4 separate regions of the Homo sapiens genome follow, and regions 2, 3 and 4 are each linked to region 1. The links are chromatin contacts, found by Hi-C or POLR2A ChIA-PET in ENCODE. All regions are on one chromosome and are shown on one strand. The core of a region is the stretch at or near the end of the contact, and the rest is flanking DNA. Distances in the headings are between cores, read along the strand shown.

Region 1 (3,748 bases), core at 431-2,930:
GTCACTACTCCACAAAGAGTAACTACTATCCCAACTTCTAAAGCATGGTTTTCAGCTGGAACCATGCTTACATCTTCCCTCTTCCTGCAGGTACCAAAACCAGCAATTTTCCCCTTCATTTGGCTGTCCCCTCAAAGGTGGACTAAGTCCCACTACCTCCAACAACCCCCAGGCCCCCTGTGCCCCTGCAAAGCAGCTCCCACTGCCCCACAACAGAACCCTGATCTCTCAGGCCCCCACCTTTTAAGGAGACAGGGTATCACTTTATCACCCAGGCTGGAGTTGCAATAGCACAATCTCAGTTCACTGCAGCTTTGACCACCTGGGCTCAAGTGATCCTCCTGCCTCAGCCCCCCAAGTATCTGGAATCACAGGTGCACACCACCACACCCAGCTATCTCAGCTCTTTCTACCACATCTAACAATTCCCCTACAGAAACCACTTACATGCTCAGGAGGAAACCAAACCTACTAGACACACGTTTCTCAGACACGTGGCTACAATAGGCCCTGGGTAGGCCCTGGCAGGTAAGCTGCTCCTACAGCCAGAGGACTAGGACTGTGCAAGGGGCATGACCCAGGGAACAAGACCCCTGACCCCTCCTCGTCTAGACCCATGCCTTATCCAGTTAAGGTCTTTTTCACTGGCTTAGTGCCCTTTAAACACCCATCACCACCACATACATACACCAACACACATTCCACGCAGCCACACCACACATCCAGTGGCGCCAACTATTCTAGCACACTCTGGACCGCGCTGTTCTTTGGCCAGGTGTAAGTCCTAGCACTTACCTTTATGCCATAACCCCCGCCTTCTGCTAACAAAACCCTCAAAGTAAGGCCCAGTCACAGGAGCAAGACAAGGATTCCTAACACCAAAGGAACTGGGCCAAGACTCAACTGGAGAGTTTGAGTACAGAAAAATTAGGCAACATTTTCTCACAAAGTAGGCAGTGTGCTTCAGCTGTCACTCTTCAGACTGGAAGTCTTCAACGGATGTTAAGTGAAATTTAGCTCAGAGGGTTCCTACTCCTAGAGAACATTTTTATTGAAAACACACCCCCCGCCCCCACCCCACACACACATACACACAGACACACACACATACACACACACCCCCACACACACACCCAGCAGCCTTCATTATGGAATTAAGGAAACCATTCAAGTTTAAGACAGGTTTATTTTATTAGTTTTTCCTAAACTTGTCTCATGTTTACTGAATGATTTTCTTAGTGTAAGAACGTGACCTGGAGCTTTAACAAATCAGTTTGGATAACGCAACCTGGATAAATGCTTGTCTGTACACAAGCCATCAATTACCACTCTCTGTCCTGGCCTCCATGAAAATCCAATTGGTCTTAAAGCCTGTCTAAGCAGAGAGCAAGCAGACCACATCATCGTGTTTCAACTTGAAATTCACCCCCATCCCAGCACCCACACCCTTCCCCACACACACACACACACACACCAAAAAAAAAAAAAAAAAAAAAAAAAAAAAAAAAAAAAATTTTTTTTTTTTTAAGAAGAAATGGCCATTACGGTCTGGGCCAGTTGTAAAGGGTTGGCTTAATCCTGCAGCCAGCACTTTTAAAATAGCTACTGGCTTCACAGCAGGCCAGCTGGAACTCTTGAAGCATGACAGGTAGAGAACAGAGGATGTGCTAAGAACCTGGCCTTGTTGTGGTGCCTCGAGGCCTCCATGCATGCTTACACACCAACATAAGTATACTTTCCCCTTCCTCCTCCTAAGCAATTGTTCTCCATTGCACTTTAGAGCCTGTAACACTCAAACTTTTCAATGTTATCTAGAGATGGACAAACGCTTAATTCTAACTATGCAAGATAGCATCTTATTTCTAACAACATAGGCCAAAAGTAACAGAGAGGCACTCTGTTATACAGAATATCAATTTTTACAAAGATTCAAAACATTACCAACAAGCCCTGTAACAGTTTCTTAAAGCAGGTACCAACTCTGGCCTCAAACACAGGCTTCCCTTGGAGTTTCCAAAATGCCTCACTCCTGTCAACACTGCCCCAAAAAGCAGTCAGAGGAATGCTTTGGTATACCTGACATTGGCCACACAGTTAAGAATGAGGTGTTGTTATAACATCAGGCACCACACTTCTTTAACACTAATTTCAGACTCATCCAGTACAATCCAGTGTATCTTAGTTTTTTTTGCATCATCTGTCAGCTGCTTAACACGTACAAATTGGCAGGTTCATGACAGATATTAACACTTAACACACAAGTGATTGTGAATGAGCTAAAAAGAACTTTTAACTCTTGTTCTAGGAGTTCAAGCTATACCTCAAAATTATACAGAACATCTCCCACCTGAATAAACAGGCCAGGATACAAATCTTTACACCAAAATTAACAAGGATTTAATTCCTCAGTTAAATTTACCATGGCTATATCCAACAGTATATCTACCCAATTCTAATCTTCTGAAAATTATTTAGACCTTGATGCTTGGGGTATTCATGAACATACTTTCAGGAAGAGCCTCCAGGTTTAAAGCCCTCAGTTAACAACTTACTCTAGGCAAGGGGGTCTATTTTCCCAAGAGAAGTACATGGCATTTATAATGGGAGCCCTTTTATTGGGAGAGAGGGAAGAGAACACAGGTGAGGGTGAAGGTGAAATATGAAGAAGCTCAGAGCACACCTTTGTTCCTCTGCCGTGTTAATCCATGCCGTGCCATGCTCCAGCCCTCACAAAGAGGGGGACCCCATCCCCACACCAGGCAGGGAGCATTTAAAGCAATCTCCACAACAGATTTTTAAAGCATAATTAGAGCTCCTGCCATGTAAGTCATAATGAAAAGTCTGCTGGATAGCTAGAGCTGTAGCTATAGCTCAACTTTCCAAAACAAACTTATTCTTGTAGACACATGGTTAAACATAAAGGAGTGAAGCATAAGCTCAGTAAGACTAACTGGGCTTCTAAATAGTACCATTATGAAAAAGATACAATGCACTTAATTTCTGTATCTAACTATTTAGAAGTGAAAATGCTCCATACATTACCTATTTCCCCTCCCCGAAAATCCCCTAAAAACTGACTAAGAAATCTTCAGTATTCACTTGCGCTAGTTGATATTTAGAACAAAGTTGACAACTTAAAGCTTTATAATAGTCTGTTTTAATAGAAACAAGTGTTGGAATCAATCAATGTCCATTTCAGGAAGCTTCTTGTCTGAATCCGAAGGCACAGCTGTGTCTGTACCCTGCTCAGCAGCCTGGGGGCCTGGGTTGTCTCCTTGTCCATCCACTGGTCCATTCTGCTCTGCATTTTTTTGTTCCTCTTTTGGAGGTTCCACTTTGGGTTTGGGCTTTGAAATTATAGGGCTACAAGTACTTGTCAGCTCCTGGAATGGGTAAGACAGAAAACTGGTTTCTTATAAAATTAACAAATTTTACAAGCCATGCTAAACCCAAATCCGCCCTCTCCCACCACCCAATCCTCAACCTAGAAGCTAAAACACTATAATAAAGTTCCCTCCTAAGTGTCACTTGAGGACTATTAATAATAAGGCTGTCAAGAAAAGACTATTAAAAAAAAGTCTTAAATTACCTTAATTTTAGCTTCAATCTCTTTTGACTTGACAACTGGATCCATGGTCAAACTCTGCTTGTTCTGCAGATTTAGCTTGTTATTCATCCACTCCATTGCTTCATTTGTGCTTTTTTCTACCTTTGTCATGTCAGCAGCATCCAAATGATCATACTGGTC
Region 2 (3,748 bases), core at 637-3,136, 780 kb before region 1:
GTCCTAGTTAATTGATGTGGGATTTGTATTCTATTTCAGGTTTGAAGGTAAATTGGAACTTTGTTCTGTAAATATATATATGTGTGTGTGCATGTGTGTGTATATATATGCATGTATGTATGTATATATAAAACAAGGCTTCTGGATGGGTTAGATAAGGACTTGGTCCTTAAAAATTCAGAAGATATTTATTGAGTGCCTGCCCTGTGCCAGGTATTCTAGGCACTGGTGTACAGCAATGGACGAAACAGATGAAATCCCTGCCCTCACAGAGCTTATATTCTTCTTAGAGAGTAGACAGGAAGAAACAATGGACAATGTAAGTAAAATGTATGGTACAGCAGGAAATCATAAGTGCTAGGAGAGAAGAAGTGGCAGGAAGGGAAGGTGGGGCCTCAGGGTGACTGGCCAGGGAAGGCTTTGTAAAGAAGGGGCCTCTTGAGGAAAGACTTGAAGGCAGAGAGGAAGGAGGCCTTGGAGATATCTCAGGGAAGGGCATTCCAGGCAAGGCACCAGCAGATACAAAGACCCAGGGCTTCGGTGGCTTCCAGGTCCAGCCCGGGAGGAGGCTGGTGTGGCTGGAGTGGGGGAAGTGAGGAAGAGGGTATGAGCTGGGGGCCAGATCCTGGAGGGCCTTGGTAGGTCTTGGTTGAGAGGTTGGCATTGGAGGGTTCCAAACAGAGGGGTGACATGACCTGATTTTCATTTTAGTAGGCCTGCTGTGGCTCCTGTGTGGAGAATACATTGTGGGAAGGCAGAGGCACACAGAGGGAGAGAGACAGTGGTGGTTTGGACCGACCATGGTGGCCGTGAGGGTGAAGTCTGCCTCAAGAGATCACTGGGTCTGACTTCCTCTGTTTTAGATGGGGAAATTGACTGAGGGGGCATAAGGGGAAACCCTTGTCAAGCTCTCCCTAGGGGCTGGTGGCTGGATGGAACCCCAGATCCGGCCTCTGGCCTCGCACACCATTGCCCAAGGCCTTTCCCTTGGGTGGCTTTTCTTCCACACCTGGTCTCGATTGGACCCTCACTTTGGAGGATAGGGGGTGTGGCCCGAAGACCAAGTCCACTCTGTTGCCCTCGCCTCCCCCCAGCTCCTCCTCCTCACAATGAGGCACCCTCCTCCCCCGTCAGCTCCCCCCGCTTTTCCCTCCCTCCTTTCTCTGCCTCCTCTTCTTCATCTTCCTCCTCCTATTTCTCCTCCCCCTTGTCCTGGTTGAAGAAGGAGTTGAGGCCAATTTGAGGGTAGCCTGTTGCTGAAGTCTGGGTGTACGGGGTGGTAATTGGTGTCCACCAGCTGTCTGGGCCCTGTCGTTGGGGGATGAGGAGGAGAGGCCTTGGGTGGCTTTCCTGCCCCAGGTTCTGACTCACAGGGAAGCGGGGGGACATCTGATTTTCTATGGTGGGGAATCCCTGGAACAAGGACTGCCTTGGGGCAAGTCTTCTGCAAGCTGAGGAGGCCATCTTGGAGGAACGCCTGTGACTGTGACCTTCAGAGGGCTCCATTTGTTGGGCTATGTAGTAAGTAATGTCATTAAGATGAATGTGTGTTTTGGTAAAGGGTGTAAATATATGAATAGTGTCCTCTCCAGCCCCATATATCACCCTGTGTTTATTCAGTGCCTGGTGCATAAGCTAGAAGGCACACATTGCTATTTGGGGCTGTGAGTTTTACAGTACATTAAAGGAGTTTACTGAAAACTCTTGGCAAACAGATAAAATACAATTACTCTCATTCCCAAGGCATTGCAGTCAGAATGTTCTGAAAACCTGCAGTGTAATAATTCACAGGAAGCCGTGGCAGGCAGCCTTTGAGGCATCAGAAGCGCTGCTTTTGTAAACTTCAGAGGCAGCCAAGAGTTGTCCCTCGGGAGACCCTCGTCCTGTGTTTTATTAACCTCCCTGTTTCTGGCTGAGGAGCTGCAGGGGGAGTCTAGCCGGCAGGGCTGGCTCCTGCCCTCGTGAGCTTTTCTAGGGTCATGGTGTGGGGGAGGAGGAGATGAGACCTCCTGTGTTCTGTGCATGCCTCCCTGTCCATGTGACCTTCAGCAGCAGGTTCTGCTAGTCAGTCACCTGGCATGATGGGGAATTCTGACTCCCCATGAAGTGTCGTCCAGGACTCTTAGCCCTTCCTGAGAAATGGGTGTTTTTGGTGGGATACGTGGAAGAAGGATAATAGGGATCAGAATAATTCCTGGTACAGAGGTGGAGTTGTCACCCCATGGAGCTGGGGCAAGATCCCACAGGTGCTCTGGCCTGCCCTGCTTCACCCTACTTGCCGGGGAGATGAGCATGCAGACTCTAGGCACCACTGAGCAAGCAGTAACCTGTGTCACAATGGGTGCTAGCGCTGCTGTCCGGAGCCCAGGGAGATCCAGGATGGTCCTGGGGAGGAGAGTTGGTAAACAGTAGATGGCTTAGCTTCTGGGCCTCTTTGCAGTTTGAGGTGGATGACAGTCAGAGAGCCAGAACTTTGAGGGCCTCGGCCCCTTCTCCTGGAGCAGAGGGAGCAGAGGATGGGCTTTCCTTGAGCAAGCCTCCTCCCTGGATGCCAGTCCTGAAGCTGAGGGTGGGCCCACTCCCTACAAGTTGGGCTGGGTCTGCTATGCTGAAGGCCACGGGTAGGCCCAGAGCATTTGTGGGAGGTGAGCAAGGGGTCTCTAGCCAGTGATGCATAGAGTGGGCAGAGGTGGCTGGAGGGCAGGGGCAGCCCAGTCCCTTCGATGAAGGCCTCTGCATCAACCAGCATCTGTGACCAAGTTCTCAGAGCAGAACACATCCTTGTGGGAGAAGCATCTTGAACAAACCAGAGACATTGCAGCAGCCAAACCCAAATCAGTTGCATGAGCTAAAATGCTGGGGGTCTGAGGTGTCAGGTGGGATGAAAGTCTGGAGGGAGAGATTTCTGGACACCACTGTCTACCTGCACTGATAGTTGACTGTGACACGGCACTCACTTGTGTCACAAAAATACAATAATAACGAATATCTGCCCAAAATGGTTGTGCTTGGAATTTACAAAGCATGCACTTCCGGGTGCCAGGATTGCTGGTAAAGGGCCAGAGGGAGTGTGCTCCCTGCGGCTGCCTCAGTGGGGTGGTTCGTGTGCTGTCCCTTAGGGAGGCAGTCCCAGGGCTTTCAGCCGGAGTCTGACTTTGATGTCTCTCAACTTGGTGGCTTGTTTTCTTCTTTTAAAGGCTGTACATGAGGTTTCCAGCTGCAAATGAGCATTGTCTGGTCCTGGTGCTTAGCACACACAGCCTCATAGCTAGGTGTTGTGCTTGGAGTCCAGGCCAGTCAGGGTTCTCCCTTGGTGCGGGGATTGGGAACACTCCAGGTGACCCACATGGACTCCACCTGGACTTTCTTTCAGTCCCAGGCTCATCGGGAAATTGATAGCTTTGGCTGAGATTTAATTGCTTGGATAGAATAATATAAAGTCTCTCAAGGGAGATCCAGAAATTAGACCTGCTTAGCTTCCTGGACTGACCCCTTCTCAGCCACAGCGGCTGTTTGAAAGCACCCTCTTCCACCACCAGTGAGACTGCGTAAGTGGTGGTGTTTAAAGTAGTTCGACGTTCGAAGGGGCTGCTTATTAATCCAGCATTAGTCACGGTAGTTAAGCTTTTAGAGATAATGAAATGTAAATGTGCCTCCAGGACATGCCGCGTTTCCTGAAACTGAACACATTCGTGAAGAAAAATGGTTGCGGTAAGATTATGAAGAGTATTAATTGTATGGATTTACA
Region 3 (3,748 bases), core at 616-3,115, 720 kb before region 1:
TCTGGTCTTAAGAAAAACTCTTCTTTTGGTCACTGAAAAGTGATGTTTAAAGGATCTCCATGTTGGTGCTGATATATAAGAGAGTATTTGCACAGTGTCCACTCTCCATTTTCCTAGAGAAATCAATCCTCCTCGTCAGAAACTTGTGGTCCCAAGACTATCTGCATCCATATCAGCTGAGCTCAGGGGCAGTGTTGGGAGGCAGGCATCCGCGACACTCCTTAGTCAATATTCTCTGCCCTCCCAGCTCACCCTGACTTTGTTCAGTTGATCGCCCCGCTGCTGTCAGGAAGGCCTGTCCTTGAACATGGTTGAACGATTCATTACCTGTCAGAGGCAGCCAGGTGTGTCTGTGCTGGGGGCTCACTTAGTTGGCTTAGTAATTAAAAGCAAACAAAGCCTGGATGGAGACCTATTGGTGCTGCTGGGGGCGCTGAGGCAGAAACAAGCAGGCAGGCAGCCAGGTCCCAGAGCCGAGGATGATGCGGTATCATAAGAGGTGACAGAGTGCTGCTTCCCTGGAGTGGGGAAAGCAAATGGCTCCTCTGCAGGCCGTCTTTACGGACCCACAAAGTTCCTGCTCCCATCTGGGCCTGGGGCGGGACTGTCACTGGGCGTGCCATTGGGCCTTCTGTGGTGAGAGGGGAGGAGGGCAAGGCCTGTTCTCAGATCCCTGCCCTGCTGGGCCCTGTTATTGGAATCACACTGGGTGCTGGTGACATCCTAAGAAAAGACAGAATTTTAGTTATTAAGTCAGTGGCAGTGGTGGGATTCAAACCCAGTGCTTCCTGACTCTAAAAGCCAGACTCTTGTTTTATTCCCTTAGGTTGGGGTATAGACTAGGTTGAATAGGTGGTCCCCCAAAAGATGTATCTACGTCCCTGAGCCCAGTGTGTGTGACTTTATTTGGAAAAACAGTTTTGCAGGTGAAATTAAATTAAGGATCTTGAGATGGGGTGATACTCCTGGATTACCTAGGTGGGCCCTGCATCCAAGTGTCCTTGTAGGAGAAAGGCCAACGGGGGATTTGAGACACAGAGAAGACACACGAAGAGGAGGCAGTGTGGCCACAGAGGCAGAGGTTGGAGTGATGCGGCCACAAGTCAAGGAATGCTGATGGCCACCAGAAGCTGAAAGAGGCAAAGGCAGCTTCTCCCTTAGGGTCCCTGGAGGGAGTCTGGTGTGGCAGGATTCTGGGCTTCTGGGCTTCAGAACTGTGGGAGAATCATTTCTGTCGTTATAAGCCACCCAGTTTGTGGTCCTTTGTTATGGCAGCCACAGGAAACTAACATGGGTGGCTCAGCACAAGTCAAAGGCTGGGATTTTCAGTCCCTTTGCAATCACTGTGGCATCTTTTTAGATATCAGAGGCAGTCCTGTCAGGCTGAGCATGGAGCCATGTGGCGCCATCTGAATCCATCTCTCCAGGCCTCTGGTGACATCGCAAGCTGCCCTAGTCTCAGTGTCCCTCTCATGTAGCCTGGAGTCCCCAGCCATGGAGCGCAGTGGAAGCTGACCTGATGCTGCATGTACTTTTGTGAATTGATTTTGCTCAGCTCAGAAGTTGCCTGCTTCTCACCTGGAGGCAGTGGCAGGAAGTTGGTGGTGTTTGGGGCCTTTTGCCCTGAAGTGGCACACCCCTTCTGCAGCCTCACCGGCAGGCGACCTCAAGGAAGGTTATAAATAGCAGCCGGGGATGGGTTCTGAGTGCCTTGAGGTGGAAACACAATACTTGATGACAGCTGAGCACAGGGGGAGACAGCTCGATGCTGGGGGCCATTGCTTCTCCGCAGCTCTGACGGTAATCAGAGCAGGCAGATGTCACCGACAGCTGGAGCTAATGGGCTGTCAGACAGGGCCGGACCAACCTGGGACATCCTCCGTGCTCCCTGGCACAAGTCCAGTCCAGACCGAGGGCACTCAAGCATGGGACGCCAGGGGAACGGCTTTGATGCCTACTGGTGAGGGCCATGCCCCTCCCTGCCTGGTGAAGCCTTGTTAGGAGTTGGTGGCTCTCCTGCACCCACCCCCGCGGATAGTTTTATTTTTCATCAGTGGGAAATGGTCATTTGAATTACTGATGAGAGATTAAAACTAAGCTAATTCAGTTCAATTTCTTCAATAGACAAAACTATTGATAATTAACCTAGAAGCAAAGGTCAATGCAGTGGTAAATGGCTGCAGAGGCAGAGGAATTGCAATGAGGAGCTATTAGTTTGTGCTAAGGTGGAAATTATACAAGAACCATCTTGAGAAACACTTTGAAATGAGTTCAAGATTCCAGACCAAAGTTTGGTGCCCACCTGAAAGACCTGCATCTCAGCCTGGGGACTTTTGAGCATAGGATTGGCAGGGCTTGTTTCTTGACTATGAAGTCCTGAAAAAGGAGTGAGCTGTGGTTTCTGGGGGGTGTGTCCTTCAAGGTGGCGTGGGAGTAGGGAGACCTGAGGCCTGGTTTTAACTGGTTTTGACTCCTGAGTCTCTGTGTGAGTGCAGCGAGGCACTGAGTCCCTGAGTGACCTCAGTGTCTCTGTGAAGTGAGGAGGTGGAGCCAGGCCACTGAGCCTCTTCATCTCTGCCACCACGGACTCTTGCCCTGTGGTTGTAATGAATGATTCCAGGGACACCAGGAAAAGGTGGGCAGGAAGCTGTGGTGCCCTCTCTATTTTTACACACAGCCACCCTCTGAAGGGGATTCACGCTGTGATTTATTAACTTGTCTGTCTGTGGAGTTGGGTGTCTTGGTGGGAGTCCTGGACTCAGGTACCATTTAGCAACCTTGAGAGTTCAAAGGGCTCAGCCATTGGACATGGTATGTGGTGGTTTCCCGGTGCATGCCTGGCTCCACCTCTCCCCTGCTCAAGGATGCCTGCGTGCTTTGGGCAGGAAAAGCCAAACTTGGTTGCTTTGGCAACAGGGGTCTTGGTGAGAAGCTGGTACACAAGCAGGTGCTTCCAGTGTGCCAGAGAAAGGCACAGGGCCTTCTTCGCCCCGAGTCTTCTTACTTCTCTGATGGAGCTGAGTCATGCATCACCTCTTGTTTAATGGTGGTGAAATATACTCAGGTACTCTGATACTGTGAAATATACATTTGGTCTTCATCTCCCTTTCCTGGCAAGAGATCCTGAAGCCCTGGAATCTCTAGAGGGATATGAGTGTCTTTTGTCTGCTTCTGAGATGGCTGGTGGCCCCTAAATAGCCTCAGGATGGGGGCACATGCCTTGTTCTGTGGATCTCTTTCACCTGGATTAAACTGGTAAATGTAAGTAAAGCGTTTCCCTGAGTTCTGTGAGCTGCTATAGCAGATTAATCGAACCCAAGGAGGGGGCTGTGGGAACCCTCATTTATAGTGGGTCCATCAGAAGCATAGGTGGCAACCCACTATTTATGATTGGCATCTGGAGTGGGAGCAGTCCTGTGGGATCTGATGCTCTCTCCAGGTAGACAGTGTCAGAACTGAATTGAAGAAGAGGACACCCAGCTGGTGTCTGCTAGAGAATCACCTACAGAATTGCGTGGTGTGTGAGAAAACCCTCCCATGCATCTGGTGTCAGAAGTATTGTCTTGAGTGCCTGGGTGGTGTGGGGGTAGAGGGAAAAACACTTTGGTCTTTGTCCCGTCTCTTCAAAGGTATTTGTCTCAGAACACTAGAAGTGGCTTTCAAACATCTATCTAGCAGCAACATTCTTTAAAAAATTAAACCTTAGAAGGAAACTCAATATGTAAGACAAAGAAAAGGGGAGCTGTTC
Region 4 (3,748 bases), core at 878-3,377, 620 kb after region 1:
ATTAATTGGGTAAATTTTTATTTATCCTTGTGAAAGAATAATGTATACCTATTACAAATGACATTGCATAAGTACATTTCATGACATGGAAAGATGCTCATTATGGCTAAATATACATATGCATATACGGGTATATTTATACCTGTATCTGTGAATTAAAATTAAGTTTTTGTTTTAAAGCATTTTTTATAGTGTCCTGTTGCCTTCACAGGGTCACTGTGGTCAACTTATCAGACCACAAAGATGCAAACTTCCTTTCCCTAATCTCATCCTGAATTTTCCAGTGGATGTGTCAGGTTCTCAGGGGAAGGACAAGCATCTATTTGCTGTACCAAGAAAGGATCCCACGACTCAGGGGTCACTTGTTTTCTCTTATTCTTGCTCAGAAGGTCTTGGTCCCTGTAGCAAGTCCCCACTTCCATTTGTCACTTAAAGTACCCCAAAACCCACCTTTCCATTCCAGAGTGTCATTGCCCTCCACTTTGCTTAACACTCAGTTAGGTTCCTTCCTCAGTTTCTCCTACCTCCTTTCCTCTCCTAGCTCCTGACCCACCTCTATCTGGTAGACAGTTTTGCCCATTCCTGCTGGTATCCTGGGAACCAGGTTTGGCATTGGTCACAGCACTCAGATTGCAATGCGCCAGAATGGGATTAACCCATGCATTTCCTCTACGGGAGGGAGGTAGAGTGACTGGCAAGTCGAATGTTGCATGGGTGTGTCTATTTATAGCCTGCAAAATGGGGTGCTGCCCTGGAGGGAGAGCTGGGGTGAAGGAAATGACACGCCTGGGAGAGTAACTTACTTCTGCAGGAGCTTTAGGGAGATGAAGGAAGAAGCCTCCTGGGCCAGAGTTTTGGATGGAAAATGAACACCCAGTCAAGTCTCTAGGACTATACGTGGGGCGGGGACTAGTTGTGCGCGAGAGTTAAGTAGGGGCCTTACCAAGGAGCATGGGACCTGGGCTCCCCAACCCTTTGGCTAGCCCCATGGCGTTGATCAGCCCTGAGCTAATTCCTCCATGCTGCCCAGAACCTCTCTGGGCCAAGCCCTGGGGACTCAGAGATGACAGCAATGCTTCCATTGCGGAACTCCCATACGCGGGCCACAGGGAGGCTCTGGAGGCGGCCTGAGGCAAGAGTGCTAGGAGGGATCAGAGCTAGCCCACCCCTACCCTCACTCAGCCGTCTGGGCTTCTCTGAACCCCTTCTCCTCCTCTGTTCCCTAAAGCCAGCCAGGGGGAGTCCCAGGGAGGCAGACCGAAAAGGGGTGGGGTGTCATCCTGGTCACTATTAGACCCTGCAACGGCGACCTTGAAAACTACTCAGCGTCTGTTGCCCGAGTGGAGCATAGTGCTTTACAATCTCTTCCCATCACAGCAAACCATCAAGGTAGGGCTACTATTATTTTATGGTTGAAAAACAGAGGTCCTGCGTCCCTTGGGGGCTGTGCCAGCAGCGGCCAAGTTGGGATTTCCCCTGGTCCAGCAGCCCCAGACAGCACACGGGGCAGGGTAGGCTTTCTGCCTTCTTCACTTCCCCAGGGCAGGTGAGTGACCTGGAGGGAGGGGGTCACCCCTAAAAACAGGGGTAGTGCTAGGACTGAAACCCTCCCTTCTTGATATCCCACTGGCAAGCTTGAGGAGCCAGGCTGCCAGTCGGGAGATTCGGCCCAGTGTTCCCACTGGAGAGGGCGGCAAGTGCCCGGGCGATCCCCTCACCTGCGTTCGGGAGATATACCCCCGCCCCCGCCCCGCCAGGAGGGTGAAAAGATGGCCCCAGGAGCCAGCCGGCTGGGACAAGGCGGAGTGAGAGGACAGGCTGGGGCCAGGGGCGCTGGGCTGTCCCGGGCAGCCCTCCTCCGGGCAAGCCGGAGCAGGGGTGGATTGGGAGCGCTCGGGGCGGGCCCGCGGTGGCCCCGGGGCGGTGGCGCCCGGCCGGAGAGGGTGGGGCGGAGCAGCCGCCCTGTACTTCCCCTTCGCCGCTAGCTCTACAACAGCCTGATTTCCCCGAAATGACGGCACGCAGCCGGCCAATGGGCGCCCGCGCGGCTGTCCGGGGGCGGGGCCGGCCAGGGCTGGGGAATCCCGCTAAGTGTTTGGATTGCTCGGTGGCGCCGCTGCCCTGGCAGAGCTCGCCACTCCTTAGTCGAGGCAAGACGTGCGCCCGAGCCCCGCCGAACCGAGGCCACCCGGAGCCGTGCCCAGTCCACGCCGGCCGTGCCCGGCGGCCTTAAGAACCCGGCAACCTCTGCCTTCTTCCCTCTTCCACTCGGAGTCGCGCTCCGCGCGCCCTCACTGCAGCCCCTGCGTCGCCGGGACCCTCGCGCGCGACCGCCGAATCGCTCCTGCAGCAGAGGTGAGTACGCCTTTGAGGCGCGGGGCACCGGCGGCGTCGAATAAAAGGCGCGCGGGGCACCAGGAAGTGGGGGGTCGAAAGCTCCAGGCTGGAGACTCGCCGGCGCGCGGCGTTGCCCGGGCCTCCGCGCGGGCTCCGGGGGGCGCCGGAGGAGCTGCGAGCCGCGGGCCGCGGCGCGGGGAGGGCGGGACGCGGCGTGGACCGCCCACCCGGACGAGGCTGCCGGCGCCCGGCAGCTTTCGCAGATCTGCGTGCGCGCAGCCGCCAGGGGCCTGTAGGTGGCCCGCTATGTTCGTCCCGCGCATCCACACGCCGTGCCGGGGACCGAGTGTCAGCCCACGCGTGGGCGCCCAGTGCTCCCGGCTTTCGGCGGTCCCAGCTCCGCGCCCAGGCGACAGGTTTTGGGCTCCCTGTGCTGGTGGCAAGGGCTGGCTTACTGCCCAGGTGGCTGGAGGGAATCGTGACCTACGGAGACTGCGGGAAGAGGCGCCACAGGTGTTCCTTGGGCCACTTCTCCAGAGGAGGGGAAACCGGGCCGGAAGGGTTAGCGTCCTGGTCTTAGCGTTGTGGGCGCTGTGGCTGTCAGGAAGGCGTAGAATGGATTCAGGGGGGCGGGAGGGGGCTGTTCAGGGTGACGGCTAGCCCTTTGCTAGCTAGTGGTTACAACTCAAGTCAAGGGAATTTCTTCTTGGCATCAAGCAAAAGAAGTCCCTCCCTTCCCAAAGGATTTGAATTTTGAGCGAAAAGTTCTGAAATTAGGGTATCTGTGCATTTTGTCTCTTTTCCTGCATATGAATCCTGAAGCCATCACTTGCATGCCTGTCTCCTCCAGAGACTGGCTGGGAGGGGCTGAAGGAAGGGGCAAAAGCATTTTTGCCTAAGATGCTGAAAAAATTTGGAGAGCAGTTTTATTCCAGCGCAGCTCCCCTCCGCACTGAGTGTAGTACCTAGCAGCTGGCTGAGGTGAGGGGAGGGTAACTAAGTGACCTCGGGTGGGGCAGGTCACTGCCCAGGTACTGTTCAACAGATTCCAGACTGGAGCCTCTGTGTTCTCTTTACAGCCAACATGCCCATCACTCGGATGCGCATGAGACCCTGGCTAGAGATGCAGATTAATTCCAACCAAATCCCGGGGCTCATCTGGATTAATAAAGTGAGTGTAACTCTTTGGGTTTTCCTGCCACTGTTTTAACCCATGTACTTCTGGAGGGACCAAAGCTTCAGATGCAGCTCAAAAAGGGAAGTGATAACGGGACAAGCAGGTGTTTCTCCCAGTGGGTCCTGCATGCAGGGAGTGTGCACGGCCCAGCCTGGGCCTCACTTGCATGACTCCTGCCTTCTTCCCTTCTTGAGGTAGGGCACCCACCTGAAGGCACTTCCAGTTTCCAGCAGC

Evidence for each region. Hi-C counts contacts between places; a loop is a spot of excess contacts on that map. ChIA-PET counts read pairs that join two places held with the same protein, here RNA polymerase II (POLR2A). Pooled maps may share reads with other maps.
Region 2: a loop to region 1 is called in a map with no recorded cell type, with 3 times the contacts of the local background. The contact joins two enhancer-like sites. A Hi-C loop is called at or near these places in 7 of 168 maps with a recorded cell type or tissue (CD4-positive, alpha-beta T cell, Right ventricle myocardium inferior, aorta and 4 more), 2 of 37 single-sample maps with no recorded cell type and 3 of 50 pooled maps.
Region 3: a loop to region 1 is called in a pooled map, with 6 times the contacts of the local background. The contact joins two enhancer-like sites. A Hi-C loop is called at or near these places in 3 of 37 single-sample maps with no recorded cell type and 3 of 50 pooled maps. POLR2A ChIA-PET finds 5 or more read pairs at or near these places in 3 of 52 experiments (WTC11, activated B cell and activated T-cell).
Region 4: a pooled map shows a loop between it and region 1 (2.9-fold over the local background). The contact joins the promoter of IRF1 here to the enhancer-like site in region 1. A Hi-C loop is called at or near these places in 3 of 37 single-sample maps with no recorded cell type and 2 of 50 pooled maps.

What each region holds. Positions count from the first base shown.
Region 1 is chr5:133,103,868-133,107,615 of GRCh38, reverse strand. HSPA4 (heat shock protein family A (Hsp70) member 4) reads right to left here. Exons shown (of 19, transcript NM_002154.4): 18 at 3,590-3,748; 19 at 1,167-3,383. The coding sequence ends at 3,180. Among named protein-coding and RNA genes, the nearest start is that of HSPA4, 54 kb to the right of the region's middle. Within about 2 kb of position 1,680, at least 4 of the 41 ENCODE cell types and tissues checked have a DNase peak (open chromatin) inside an H3K27ac peak, as active enhancers do.
Region 2 is chr5:133,882,894-133,886,641 of GRCh38, reverse strand. No RefSeq gene overlaps it. Among named protein-coding and RNA genes, the nearest start is that of WSPAR, 29 kb to the left of the region's middle. RefSeq lists a silencer at 1,478-1,678 and enhancers at 2,023-2,522, 2,523-3,024. Within about 2 kb of position 1,886, at least 2 of the 41 ENCODE cell types and tissues checked have a DNase peak (open chromatin) inside an H3K27ac peak, as active enhancers do.
Region 3 is chr5:133,823,873-133,827,620 of GRCh38, reverse strand. It overlaps a transcript of FSTL4 not described here. Among named protein-coding and RNA genes, the nearest start is that of WSPAR, 88 kb to the left of the region's middle. RefSeq lists an enhancer at 2,752-2,801. Within about 2 kb of position 1,865, at least 6 of the 41 ENCODE cell types and tissues checked have a DNase peak (open chromatin) inside an H3K27ac peak, as active enhancers do.
Region 4 is chr5:132,489,152-132,492,899 of GRCh38, reverse strand. It overlaps IRF1 (interferon regulatory factor 1), which reads left to right and starts at 2,127. Exons shown (of 10, transcript NM_002198.3): 1 at 2,127-2,355; 2 at 3,417-3,508. The coding sequence starts at 3,422. RefSeq lists enhancers at 876-925, 966-1,175, 667-1,312, 1,446-1,585, 2,607-3,254 and silencers at 1,726-2,175, 2,436-2,715, 3,246-3,295.